Linked DNA regions of Homo sapiens: regions 1 and 2 are each linked to region 3. Evidence: chromatin contacts called from ENCODE Hi-C or POLR2A ChIA-PET data. All regions are on one chromosome and are shown on one strand. The core of a region is the stretch at or near the end of the contact, and the rest is flanking DNA. Distances in the headings are between cores, read along the strand shown. Region 1 overlaps VMP1 (vacuole membrane protein 1). Region 2 holds the start of PRR11 (proline rich 11). Region 3 holds the start of BRIP1 (BRCA1 interacting DNA helicase 1).

What was found. A loop is a pair of places that touch in the nucleus more often than their neighbours do. ChIA-PET counts read pairs that join two places held with the same protein, here RNA polymerase II (POLR2A). Pooled maps may share reads with other maps.
Region 1: a pooled map shows a loop between it and region 3 (7-fold over the local background). The contact joins the enhancer-like site here to the promoter of BRIP1 in region 3. A Hi-C loop is called at or near these places in 3 of 50 pooled maps. POLR2A ChIA-PET finds 5 or more read pairs at or near these places in 2 of 52 experiments (Caco-2 and PC-3).
Region 2: a pooled map shows a loop between it and region 3 (10-fold over the local background). The contact joins the promoter of PRR11 here to the promoter of BRIP1 in region 3. A Hi-C loop is called at or near these places in 7 of 50 pooled maps.

What each region holds. Positions count from the first base shown.
Region 1 is chr17:59,834,459-59,839,243 of GRCh38, reverse strand. VMP1 (vacuole membrane protein 1) reads right to left here. Exons shown (of 12, transcript NM_030938.5): 11 at 847-949. Among named protein-coding and RNA genes, the nearest start is that of MIR21, 4.4 kb to the left of the region's middle. RefSeq lists enhancers at 395-1,124, 630-1,829, 1-1,993, 1,575-2,034, 4,135-4,634. Within about 2 kb of position 1,488, at least 31 of the 41 ENCODE cell types and tissues checked have a DNase peak (open chromatin) inside an H3K27ac peak, as active enhancers do; they include PC-3, where a contact is called at or near this core.
Region 2 is chr17:59,152,550-59,157,261 of GRCh38, reverse strand. It overlaps PRR11 (proline rich 11), which reads right to left and starts at 1,516. Exons shown (of 10, transcript NM_018304.4): 1 at 1,457-1,516. SKA2 (spindle and kinetochore associated complex subunit 2) reads left to right here and starts at 2,076. Exons shown (of 4, transcript NM_182620.4): 1 at 2,076-2,131. The coding sequence starts at 2,099. RefSeq lists enhancers at 1,339-1,388, 2,049-2,288.
Region 3 is chr17:61,862,167-61,866,624 of GRCh38, reverse strand. It overlaps BRIP1 (BRCA1 interacting DNA helicase 1), which reads left to right and starts at 3,097. Exons shown (of 20, transcript NM_032043.3): 1 at 3,097-3,341. INTS2 (integrator complex subunit 2) reads left to right here. Exons shown (of 25, transcript NM_001351695.2): 25 at 1-1,258.

The DNA.
Region 1 (4,785 bases), core at 239-2,738, 2.0 Mb after region 3:
CAAGGCGGGCGGATCATCTGAGGTCAGTTTGAGACCAGCCTGGCTAACACGGTGAAACCCTGTTTCTATTAAAATACAAAAAATTAGCTGGTGTGGTGGCACGTGCCTGGAATCACAGCTACTTGGGAGGCTGAGGCAGGAGAATCGCTTGAACCCGGGAGGCGGAGGTTGCAGTGAGCCAAGATCGCGCCATTGCACTCCAACTTGGGCAACGAGAGCGAAATTCTGTCTCAAAAAAACCCCAAAGAACAAAAAACGAACCAAACAAAACAAAACAAAAAAAACCTGTGCTTCCCTCGAGTTTCCCATTTCAGGTTATTGTTTACTCATCCTCTTCTAGTCATTTCCCTTTGCCTCAGAATCGTTTACAGAAAAGACAGTCTAAGTTTTAAAGTTCAGCTATGGTAAGAGCCTTGGTTTATTAAAAAATTATCATTTTCCCATGGGTGAAAAGAAAAATAGAGTGAAAATCAAAAGGAGATATTCAAGTCACCTCAGTAAGTCTAATACTTTGTTATGCTGTAAGTTTTAACTTTTTAATCCACTTGGGAAGTATATCTACCAATACATCATTTAAGATCAAGGCAACAACTCATTCTATGTAACAGAACCATTACTTTCCATTGGCTCTACCCTTGTTTTTAGGAGAAGATGTACAGAAGTTACACTTTCTAGTCTAAGACAAAGACAAATTTCCCAGTAGAGCATACACAGACGCTCAACTTCTGTCAAGGAACACTGGCAAACCAACTTCACTTATTTGCCTAAAAATGTGAGTGAGAGCTGTGAATGTAATTTCAGCCCGAAACTTCCCAGAGGGGAGAAGAAACCGGATTAAAGTCTTACCTGTGGTGTGCCCATTTCGCTTTTGTGGTGAAGCTTCTGCCGTTGAGCCTCCAGGTACTCCTGAAATGGCTTCTGCAGAGATGGACCTATGCCGGGGACAGCACTGGAAGCAGGGTACAGTAGCCCAAAGAAAAAGACACATTTGGGAAGAAAAGCAGGAAAAACGTTAAAGAAAATGTACTTACCACCTGGACTCAAAAGGCAGGGATTGGATAGGAAGAGGAATAAAATATAAAAATCAGAGAACTGCTGAAATTCTGTGACCCCTTTTTAGTTAAAAAAAAAAAAAAAAAAAAAGAAAATTTACTCCATCTAACAACCCCTTAAAAACCAAAATCTCTCCCACCAACATGTCTGGGAGAAACCAAGAGCTGTAAATCAGAAACCGCTTCCAGCAAAAGAGTTAGTCCTCAGAGTAAGGTCAGCTCAGCTGATACTGTACTCTGGTATGGCACAAAGAATAAAATGAATGACTTCTCAGAAGTCCCACATTTATCACCACTAGTTCCTGTAAGAACTGGTTTGAACCAATTAATAAGGAAATGACTTATGCTTGTGTCATCCCTAGTTAAAAAAGAAACTGCCCGCCCTCTCTCTGACTTGTCCCCTCTTCTCAGAGGGGGCGGTCTTTCTCAATCTAAGTCCTTATTAGGACAATCTGTGCGTCATCCTTATCCAAAAAGAATGCATTAGCAAACTTGGGAGGCACCTCCCACTAGTCAGAAGTCAGTGATTAACAAAGGAACAAAGAAGGAACTATGAACTTTGAATCCTTTCATGGTTTATGGTAGACAGTTTGCACAGAAACTCCAGTACATTAGTAACAGCTTGTTCTGAGATGATTGGGATAGTGATCTTTGATAAATTTATGTACTCGGAGCTCCTTCTTACCCAGAATACATGGAGGCAGTGCTGTTAAACCGGTTTGGCAACTGTAGCTAACAGGCTCCTGTTTTAGACATGCTTGCAGGCGTTTTTAAAAACGGTAGCTTGGGGCAACTTAGAAAAATCAAACATCTCTATTTTCTGTACCTTTTAGTTTCTTACCTGTTACATAGGGCTAAGGAGGTAAATAAGTTCAAACTCTTTCTTAGAGCCAGCCAAAGAGATTCCGATATGTACTTGCAACACTGCCTAATGCTTGTCCTATTAAGTACACTGACTCAAATTCACTTCACTTCACTTTTTTTTTTTTGAGACAGAGTCTCACTCTGTCCCCCAGGCTGGAGTGCAATGGCCTGATCTCGGCTCACTGCAACCTCTACCTCCAGGGTTCAAGTGATTCTCCTGCCTCAGCCTCCCAAGTAGCTGGGATTACAGGCGCTTGTCACCATGCCTGGCTATTTTTTTTTGTATTTTTAGTAGAGATGGGGTTTCACCATCTTTGCCAGGCTGGTCTTGAACTCCTGACCTCGTGATCCCCCTTCCTCGGCCTCCCAAAGTGCTGGGATTACAGGTGTGAGCCACCGCGACTGGCCTTCACTTCTTTTCTAGAACAATTCCTTGCTGCTTTTTATAACAAAAAGCAGGAATAGAAGAGTTTTTGCTATTATATTTTATCAGATGCTAACATATCCCTAACTTCTGGCTGATTCTTTTCTTTAATCCTTTTTATCTATCAGTCACCAAATACTTAATTGATTCCTTTTGCTGGGAAAAAAGCCAAAAAAAAAAAAAACCAAACTGCCCACAAGGAACTTAAAATCATTTATGGGGATTTGGATTCAAAACATAGGCAGATGCGCACACATGTGTGCGCACACACACACACGAACTGATCTGTGAACAAAATAATTTACAATTCAATATTAAAGTTTTTGGTACAGAAGATATATACCGAAGGAATTGGAGGGAGAAAAGAGAGATCAGTGAGGGGTGAAGTTGTTAAAAAGGTCCTCTAGGCCATGTGTGGTGGCTCACGCTTGTAATCCCAGCACTTTGGGAGGCCAAGATGGGAGGATGGCTTGAGCCCAGGAGTTCAATACCATCCTGGGAAACATGGTGAAACCCTGTCTCTACAAAAAATACAAAAATGAGCTGAGAATGGTGGCATGTGCCTGTAGTCCCTGCTACTCAGGAGGCTACAGTGAGAGCCCAGGAAGCTCAGGGCTGCACTGTACTCCAGCCTCGGTGACAGAGACCCTGCCTCAAAAAAATAAATAAATAAATAAAAATAAAAATAAAAAAATAAAAAAAAGATTCTTTAATGAATACTGAAGGAGGTACAAAAGGCCTGAACAGACATATATAATAAATGTGAATACTGCACTGATCAGACTAGAAGACCTGTGACAGACATAAAAGATGCTGTGAACAATCGAGAAAACTCATTACCTTCAGACTAGCCTCTCACTGAGCCACCGCTCCTGGCCCTGACTTTTAAGCAGACTTATATTAGGGAGGCAGACTAGTAATCTTTCCTTATATATTACAGGTGGGAATGCAAATAGCTCATCCATTTAGACTAGAAATAAATGACATGAATATAACAAATATATAAAATATTTTAAATATTTAATATATTAAATATATATAATTAAATATATGTATTTTTGTGTATATAAATATATGCACAAAAAGGTTGACTTTGAAAACTGCAAATTTATGTGGCCGGGAGCAGTGGCTCATGCCTGTAATCCCAGCACTTTGGGAGGCCGAGGCGGGCGGATCACCTGAGGTCGGGAGTTCGAGACCAGCCTGACCAATATGGAGAAAACCCGTCTCTACTAAAAATACAAAATTAGCCAGGCGTGGTGGCACATGCACAGAATCCCCACTACTAGTGAGGCTGAGGCAGGAGAATCGCTTGAACCTGGGAGGCAGAGGTTGCAGTGAGCCGAGATCATGCCATTGCACTCCAGCCTGGGCAACGAGAGTGAAACTCTGTCTCAAAAAAAAAAAAAACAAAAAACTGCATATTTATAAGAACTTTCCTTCTCATAAATCAATGTTTTCACTTTAACAGTACTCTGGCCAGGTGCAGTGGCTCACACCTGTGATCCCAGCACCAGGGGAGGCTGAGGTGGGCAGATCACGAGGTCAGGAGTTCGAGACCAGCCTGGCCAACACAGTGAAACCCTGTCTCTACTAAAAATACAAAAATTAGCTGGGTGTGGTGGCACACGCCTGTAATCCCAGCTACTCGGGAGGCTGAGGCCGAAGAATCGCTTGAACCCAGGAAGTGGAGGTTGCAGTGAGCTGAGACCACGCCATTGCACTCCAGCCTGGGCGACAGAGTGAGACTCCGTCTCAAAAAAAAAAACAAACAAAAAAGCAAAAAAACAAAACAGCCTGGCCAACATGGTGAAACCCTGTCTCTACCAAAAAGACAAAAATTAGGCCAGCCATGGTGGTTCACGCCTGTAATCCTAGCACTTTGGGAGGCCGAGGCAGGTGGATCACCTGAGGTCAGGAGTTCAAGACCAGCCTGGCCAACATGGCGAAACCCTGTCTCTACCAAAAAGACAAAAATTAGACCAGCCTCGGTGGTTCACACCTGTAATCCTAGCACTTTGGGAGGCCGAGGCAGGTGGATCACCTGAGGTCAGGAGTTCAAGACCAGCCTGGCCAACATGGTGAAACTCCATCTCTACTAAAATACAAAAATTAGCCGGGCATGATGGAGAGTGCCTGCAATCCCAGCTACTCAAGAGGCTGAGATGGGAGAATCACTTGAACCCAGGAGATGGTGGTTGCAGTGAGCCCAGATCGCACCACTCCACTCCAGCCTGGGCAGCTCAGCAAGACTCCGTCTCAAAAAAAAAAAAAAAATTAGCTGGGCATGGTGGCAGGTGTCTGTAATCTCAGCTACTTGGGAGGCTGAGATGGGACAATCGCTTGAACCCGGGAGATGGTGGTTGCAGTGAGCCTAGATCGCACCACTCCACTCCAGCCTGGGCAGCTAAGCTAGACTCCGTCTCAAAATAAAAAAACCAAAAA
Region 2 (4,712 bases), core at 267-2,766, 2.7 Mb after region 3:
TTCATTCATCTTTGTTTTCCCAGCATCTAGAATACAGCAGGAGCTAAATAATGTTTCATTCAATAAAGAATGAAAAGAAGCATTCCTGCTAAGTGTTAGCTAGCAAGTGTTATTTTAGTTAAGGAATATATTCTAATATTGTCAAATTCTCTTGGTTAGGGAGGTTTTTACTTCTTCATATCATACCACATCTTCATATGGCTAAAAGATGGGTCTAAAGCTATTTTCCAATAGGAAGATGCAATAAATAATACAGTAAGAATTACAGTCTTTTGCAGGAGTTGGCGCTGCTGCTTCTGTGAAAACTCCACCCAATGATATGAAAAGTTCTTTGCGGCCGAGCGTGGTGGCTCACGCCTGTAATCCCAGCACTTTGGGAGGCTGAGGCTGGTGGATCACGAGGTCAGGAAATCGAGACCATCCTGGCCAAGAGGGTGAAACCCCGTCTCTACTAAAAATACAAAAATTAGCCGGGCGTGCTGGCGTGCGCCTGTACTCCCAGCTACTCAGGAGGCTGAGGTTGTAGTGGGCCGAGATTGTGCCACTGTACTCCAGCCTAGGCGACAGAGCGAGACTCCGTCACAAAAAAAGAAAAAAAAAAAAAAGAAAGAAAGAGAAGAAAAGTTCTTTGTTCTGGGGTACTTTCAAAGCTGTAGCAGCAACGGAAATGACTGTTGCATTTCATTGCCATCTTCCTAAAACACATTTTTATGGAAGTCTCTTGCGCTCCTCCACAAATAGCCTTCAATTACTTAATTTCCATTAGCAGTCCAATTGATTCTTCTTGAACACCCATAGCACTATTTCTGGGTACTTGCTTTTTTTAAATTTTATGTTTTATGCTTTTTTTTTTTTAAGCATTGCTGTTTTTGTTCTGTCTTGTTTTTCCAAAGAGACTGCAGCTCCCTAAAGTCTCATCCCGCACAGTATTAGGCACTCAGTAAACAGGACACGCATTTAAAATTGACACTCTAACAGCATGCCAGACAATATCGAGTAACATAGTAATATTCCCAGTCAAGAAATGTACCAACTTAAACTTTAATGTGCATAGAAATCACTCAGGGAAATCTTGTTAAAATGTATATTCTGATTTAGTAAATTTGGGTGGAGTCCGATAATTTGCATTTGTAACAAGCAAACAAGAGATGCGGATGCCGCTGATCTGTGGACTTGCATTGAGCAGCAAATATGTAAAGAAATGTTCAAAAGGAAGGCAGATGCTTTGCTCCAAAACGTATCTTGCGAAGTGTTAATTAAATAGAAGTATGGTTAAGATGAAGCCAGGCCGAGCACTTCTTCCCCAGCCCCAAACCTCCCCTTCCTCCTTTCCATTTCCCCTTCGTGTCCAGCCAAAGTCCCCACCTCCCTAAACCATAAAAACACAAGCAGCAACAGGCCCAGCTACTCAAGACGCGAGCTCAGATAACAAAGAAATAATCGTTCCTGCACTTACTAGTCTAAGAGCCGGGGGAGTCGATGGAGTCCGGGCTGTGGCCTCTCCCACGCCATAAAGAAAAATTCAAAATTAAATCCTTGTCAGGGAGAGGCCAATCGTAGACACGGTCTCTGCACGATTCGCTCTTCGGATGGTGTAGGAGCACAGCCCGGCTTGTGATTGGCTGAGATAGCACAGAGCTCCAGCCAATCAGAGCTGAGGCGCTTCTGGTATGAATAAGGAGAAGGCGGGAGAGAAGGGGAAGGAAAGCCGGAGGGGAAAGAAGGTGTGTTACGTCCCCTCTGCTGTCGGTGGAAGCTCTGGTGTGATTGGTTGGCTCTTCTTCCAATTGCACCAATCTCAAGCTCTTCTCTGCAGAGCCCTAACTACAAAATTGAAAGTAGAGAGGAGGGGGCAGCCAATGGAAAAAAAAATTTGCACAGCAGCCAATCCTCCTGCGGCGTTTTGTGCCTTTGCCCAACAGGAAAATGTGTCTCATGCAGAGGGGCGTTACCCAGTCTCCAATGGGCGGGAGCCGGTGGAACGGAGGAGCCAATGAGTGCGAGATGTTGAGTGACAGCTGTCCAATGGAGGCCCTCCGTGCTAGTACGGCTTGCGGCTTAAGCGCCGCCGCGGTCTGCGGAATGTCAACTATTCAACATGGAGGCGGAGGTCGATAAGCTGGAACTGATGGTGAGTGCAAAGTGAAGGAGATCTACTGGGTAGTTTATTTTTCCCCCATGGCCTCGGAGGTGGGGCACAATTTGGAGTCGCCGGAAACTCCGGGCGGCGGAGGCTGGACCAGAGTCGAGTTCCCTCCTCCTGCACCAAAGGGAGCCGCCACCGTCTGGTGTCTAAACCGCCTCGGGTAAGGGGTTACATCCGGGAAACTCGTCAGGGAAATGGCGGGAGATGCTGAGGGTGCGGGGCCTTTGGAATTCCTTGTTCCTTGCCCTCACCTTTACACCCCTTACGAAACTGCGCCGGGTGCAGACCGCATTCTGTGTTTGTACCAAAAAAGATGTGAATGGAACGGTCCCTAAGCGTCCCAAGAAGGGAGAGGTGGTTCACACTCCAAGAAAGGGGAACGGAGGGTGGGGTGGGGAATAAACTGACGGGGGCGAGGAGAAATCCCTGTAGGGCCAACCCGCTCACGTTCTAAAAGGCGGGCCGAGAAAGTCTGAGAAAGGATGCTAGACTTGTATGCACAACTTCCTAACGGCCAAGGAACCCGTTTCTGTTTGATCCGGAGGTGGCAAACCGTGGGTGAGGGAAGAGGTGTGAGCGAAGGGGATCGTAACCACGAGCTCCGCTCCCGGAGCGCGGGCGGGATTGAGACAGGAAAGGCATCCTGCTCTGGAGTTGTGCACTTTCATTCATCTGTGAAAGTAGAAAACGGGGGCGAAGAATTGGAAAGCACTCCCGTTGTTGCTGGCGTGTTTGGCCTGCTCGGGGGGCGCCCAGCTGGGGGGCTGTCCTAGTTTTCTTTAAGGATCCGTCCCTCACTTGTTCTCTTTATTCCCTCCCTCCCATCCTTAGATTACCAGCTTGATCGCCCGCGCTTTTTTCCTCTTAGTGTCCTTGTTCTGTCTTCAGCCCTTTTCGTTCAGCATTATCTTTTTTTTCTTTTCTTTTCTTTTTTTTTTTTTTTCCCAGGTTGGGCTGCTTTCCTTAAAAACCTGGACTTTGGAGGAAGCGCCTGCCACTGAGCTCCTGTCTTTTTTTGTTTGTTTGCTTGTCTGTTAAATACGATTGGCCGGGCGCGGTGGCTCACGCCTGTAATCCCGGCACTTTGGGAGGCCGAGGCGGGCGGATCAAGAGGTCAAGACATTGAGACTACCCTGGCCAACATGGTGAAACTCCGTCTATACTAAAAATAAAAAAATTAGCCGGGTGTGATGGCACGCGCCTGTAGTCCCAGCTACTCGGGAGGCTGAGGCAGGAGGATCGCTTCAACCTGGGAGACGGAGGTTGCAGTGAGCCGAGATCGCGTCACTGTACTCCGGCCTTGCGACAGAGACAACGTCTCAAAAAAAAAAAAGATTAAGTTTTAAAAAAGTAAAAGACTTCTTTCTTCGTTTGTAATCCGTCCCTCCTTCCCACGCCATTCCCTGGCATTACTGCTTAGGTATCCTTTGTGCCTGCCCTGCTTTCTTCAAGCTGAATCTTGGGTCTCTAACTTCTTCCTTGGAAAGGATGGGTGGTGATCCTGGAAGAAACCTCACCCACCCCCCATTCCCACCCCAGAAAAAGTGAGGCCTTGATATATCTTATTTTCTTCTGTTGTGCTAATGAATTGGAGTGCCTCTCATATACAAATTTAATTTGAAGGCTTTCAATTACTTTTAGCATTTTGTGTTTAAATTTTCTTTGTGCAGTGTGTGTGGGGTTGGAGAAGTGTAGGGAGAAATGGGAGGGAAGAAGGAAGAATTTCCTGCAGATTTTCAAACCTGTAATAATGAACTTTTAGTTTTAAGTTTTATTATCATTTAAAAAAAACAAAATGTTAAGCATTGTAATTTGATTCTGTCAACAGGCTTAAATGTTAAGACTATCTTGCCCTTCTCCCATTCTGAATTCCTCCCTACTGATATAGATATTTCTGCTTAAATTCATAATTCATTTCTGCTAAATGATGCTAATTCTGCTTTTAACAGGTTGTTTGCTTCTCAAATTGGCTGTTTCTAATTTTTAAACTTCGTCTGGCTTTTACAGTAGAGTCAGTATTCTCACAGGACTTCTTTAGATTGAACAAATTCTCTTTTAAGTGAACAATGATGAAGTAAACATTTTGAAAAAGTAGGTTTTAGAAAATTATAAGGTAGCCAGACATTTAAACTTTTAGGTATTGTTTGAATGATGGGGTAGTATTTAAATTCTTTTTGAAGACAGGAAAAAAAGAAATGAGGTTTTTTTCCTTTCTTACATCCTTGCAAGTAAATTAGTGGTAGCTTTTTTTTTTTTCCTTTCAGGTTATTAGTTTGTTTCCATAATTATTAGGGTTTAGAAATGAATTTTTATCATGGCTCTAATTATTACTGCTTTGTGTTGACTAGATAATAAAAGACAGTGCATCTCATCTTCAGATTTACCATGTGCTTCTAGAAAAAAATGTTATACTTGTGGACCAGTTTATTTTATAAGATTTTAAGAGTAAATGATTCCTGTGCTATCTTCTGATTTTTGGTTTTACATCAGTTAAATAAAGGATTTGTCAAGGTAAAAGGAAATGCATAATATTTAATTTGAAAAGAAAGTGTTTATCCTAATTTTG
Region 3 (4,458 bases), core at 1,848-4,347:
AAGATCTTTGAGTAAGAAAATGCAGTGTTTGAACCTGAGGAAAAGTTAAAGTGTAGAAAATATTGTCTTGCCGAAGGATTTTGCAGTCCTCTGTCAGTAACTTCCATTGATTAGGCAGACATATTCAGGTAAACCCTAATCATTAAAAAAAAATTATCAATGTAGAAAGTAATTCCCTTTTTTCTCTCTGAGATATACCTCAATCACACACTTCCCCACCCCCACTTGAAACAGACCTCTTCACTTGTGTTTTTTTTTTTTTTTTCCTGAGGTGGAGTCTTCCCCTGTTGCCCAGGCTGGAGTGCAGTGGGATGATCTTGGCTCACTGCAACTTCTGCCACCTGGGTTCAAGGGATTCTCGTGCCTCAACCTCCTGAGTAGCTGGGACTGCAGGCACGCGCCACCTGTATTTTTGTATTTTTAGTAAAGACGGGGGTTTGCCATGTTGCCCAGACTGGTTTTGAACTCCTGGCCTCAGGTGATCTGCCCACCTTGGCCTCCCAAAGTGCTGGGATTACAGGTGTGAGCCACCGCACCTGGCCAGACCGCTTCACTTGTAAAAGAAATTAGGCTAATAAGAAGGTGTAGTTTTTGAGAAATGAAATTTAACTTTAGCCTTTTCACTAGTAAATAGTCACATCTCATTTTCTTCCTTTGTAAAATGGGGTTACTACTGGCCCTACCTCATATTCTATGAGAATGAGTTTGTAGCTGTTTCAAATCATGAAGTGCATAGTATCACATGTGATAGAATATTTATAACTTTTTATTAGATGCTTAATGTTCAATTAAGTAATTTTGATGTGAAAAATAAAAGTAATAAAAGTATCTTAAAAATAGCATAAGAATTTTCATATTTTTAAACAAGGCAGTTTTGTAGTCCCTTAAGATTAAATACAACTGCTCCTTTTTTTTTTAAACTGAGGCCTTGCGATATTTTGTGTGAATAGATATGCCCTAGGAGTTCAGAAAAAGTTAAAAGTATGTTTTCTAATTAAATGCAGTGCACATTCCTGGATCAATATTCAAAGACTGGTCATAACCTGCTGTGTTAAAATAATCACATATGCTCTTTTTCATCAGATTTGTTGATGATGTAAATAAAATGTGTAAATATATTAGTAAATGTTAATATTCATGTATTTTAAGTTAAGGTTATAAAATTTGTCACAATGTGTTTTTTTATTCAAGTGAAAACAGATGTGTGCAGCTATTTTGAATATTGGTTTATAAACATTCATATTCTTTATCAAACGAACCTGTAGTTTTTGTGTTTCATTCCACTAGAGTTAACCTGAAGGGAACGGTTCAAGGGACTGTATTCGAGGTCTGTATGGCTCCAGGGCCTACGTGTATCCCTTTCTGTTATGCCACATACATTAAATGGCAATGCAAGGTGAGAGCCAGTTGAAACTCTTAGTAATTTAGGAGAGGAAAATGAGAGTAGTTATACTAGAGCAGTTACTCAAAAGAGTTGATTTTTTTTTTTTTTGAGACGGAGTCTCGCTCTGTCTCCCAGGCTGGAGTGCAGTGGCGCCATCTCGGCTCACTGCAAGCTCCGCCTCCTGGGTTCACGCCATTCTCCTGCCTCAGTCTCCCGAGTAGCTGGGACTACAGGCGCCCGCCACCACGCCCGGCTAATTTTTTGTATTTTTAGTAGAGACGGGGTTTCACCGTGTTAGCCAGGATGGTCTTGGTCTCCTGACCTGGTGATCCGCCTGCCTCGGCCTCCCAAAGTGCTGGGATTACAGGCGTGAGCCACTGCGCCCGGCCAAGAGTTGATGTTTTAAAAATTATAAAAGAGAAATGACAATTTGAAGGTATTTTTAAGGATTTATTTTTAAACATTATCCTTCCTTTCATTGTCTTAACAGTAAATTACTTCATCTTTGCTCATTCATATGTATTTTCACATTACTGAATCCCTAACACCCAGTTTGGGGTTTGCTTTGCCTTTTTTCACTTAACCTTATATGGGATTTTTTCTTGCAAGTTTAATTTTTATAAGTTTATTGGCTTCATAATGTATTGAATTCATCTGTCATAACCACCTCCATATTACTAGACTGGGAAGTTCATAATTTTTTTCAGTATTACCAATAGATATTATTGTCAATTGCGGTATCACATTTTCTTTCGTTTAGATTACGTCTTTAGGATAAATATCTGGAGCTCAGATTACTAGGTCAAAGGGTAGAGTTTATTTTTATGACTACAAGTTTTGTCATTTTTGGTAAGATATATCACAATTGACAATGAGGCAAACAAATCAACTAGCCCCCTCCTGCTCTTTCTTCCCAGCAAACTCCTTCCCCAAACTAGTTACTTGAATTTGAGAAACAGTATGAGGTTTTGCCTTTTGGAGACATTATTATTTGAGCCAAGTTTAGGTTATACAGATTTTTTAAAAAAATAACATGATTTGGCAAGATCATGATGAACCTCCTTTTCTTTGAGTAAATTAAAGTACTACTGGCAAATAATAAACTGGTCTTAGGAGGGATGGAAGGCGGATAAGCCTTAATGGAAGTAGAAGTGATCTGATACTGGAGACCCTGAGAGCTTGTCTCTGGCTTATTTTAGCATCCGGGAAAGCCTTGAATATTATGAAAGATAGATTGTAGCCCGATGTCACAGAGCCTTCTTACTTAAGTTTGGCTCAGCAGTCTGGCAATTCCCGCCTGAGTCTTCGCTATCCTGGCTACTGCAAAGCTGGGTAATTTAAATTGAGTGGCACTGATAAATGCTCAAAGAACTTGGCAAAGCTTAAAGATACTTCCTTTCCGCTGGTCTACGGACGTGAAGAATGAGACTTCCAGTTTCCAAGGAATTTGCTGCATAGACTCTATCGCCGGTTTCAAAAGTCAAACTGAGACGACTTTCTACTTTAAACAAACACTAGGGATTTGCTGGAGTGGCGACAACCTTCCGCCGCGTACCTTGAGCCCTTGTTTTTTTTTTTTTTTTTCGGAGACTTCCATTGGATGCCGAAGTTCTCGCCCCCTCACCTCGCACCGGGACTGGTTGATTCCTGGCCTTGGCGGGTGATTGGTCGAGCTCGCTGGGCTATTGGGCGCTGGGAGTCGAGGGGGCGGGAGGCGGGAATTCGTCTCGGGTTGTGTGGTTGAGGGGTCTGGTGGGTCGAGGAAAGGTAACGGCGGCCCCAGTCCTGCACACAAGGCCGGGGAAGTAGCAGCACCCCCAGGAAGAGGGAGGAGGAAGGGCTCGTGCCCTTTCTTCTCTTCCAGGGCTCCGCTTTATTTGCTCTCAGAAGTCGGTTTCCTTTCCTTTTCTTCAGTGAATCGGAGCTCAGAGCGTTGCTTCGGTTTCCCTCCAGACAGGCAAGTCGGAGGGAAGTCCACGGAAAGGGCTTGAGTTCTTCTGCACAGCCTGCGGGCCCATGGGTGGTGACTGGATCACCAGGGTCTCGGGGATCTCAACTGGCTGGGGGAGGAGGGAGATACGGGGCAGAAAACCTGAGGAGGGAGCCTATCCTTACCTCCTTTGAGCGCAGGCCTGTTCTTAGCCCGGGCGCTGCGTTAATTCTTGGCGGGAGGCAGAGGGGTGTGTTTATCCTTTATGCAATGTTTGGGGGAAGCTACCCCATTTTGACACTATTGTTGCCACAGCCGGGGTACAGGACGGGCTGATTTCTAGATTATATCTGAGTAACTAGGCCAGCGTTGAGTTGTTGATTCATATTAAGAGGTTAGATTCCACCATACCTCATTCTCAGAGCTTTACAGATAGAATCGCAAAATGTTAGAGCTGGAAAATACCCTAGAATAATGGTTCTTCTTTTGGAGCACACAAGCAGTGGTGAATGTTATTATTGGCTTCATAATCTATTGAATTGCTATTTTAACCATCTCTTCGTCCCCAGGTTGAATTTACAATTTTTTCCCACGACTGCAAATAATTCCTTATTTAATAACAGTGCATGTAATTTCCCCCGCTATTTTGATTTCCTTGAGATATATTTACGGGAAGAGAAATCTATGGACTTTTTCTTCAGAAAAATGCAATCATGTACAGAAACTTATGCTTGCAATTTCAAGAGGTCATTGTCTCTGAATTACATCCGTGGATCCTAGGTTAAGAAAAGTGGTTTAGAAGAGGTGAGGATTAAAGTGATCCTCATCTGTATCAGATCCTGGGTTAGGTACATTCTGCCCTGGCTAATTTTCATAAAAACCCTGTCAGGTAAGTAGTAGTATTTCAATTCCATATATGGAGAAACAAGCTCTGAGAAGTTAAGTGATTCACACAGTGGAATTCAAACTTAGGATTGCCTTACTCCAAAGCCCATCCTGTTTCTATAATACTCTACTGATCTTCAAATAACATTTTTGAGTGCCTACTATGTGCCAAGGCATTCTCTTTCTTATAACAGCCTTTAAATTAAATTAGGGGTTATCACAGGTAAGGATCTTAGACTAGAGAAGTAAAAAGATATGT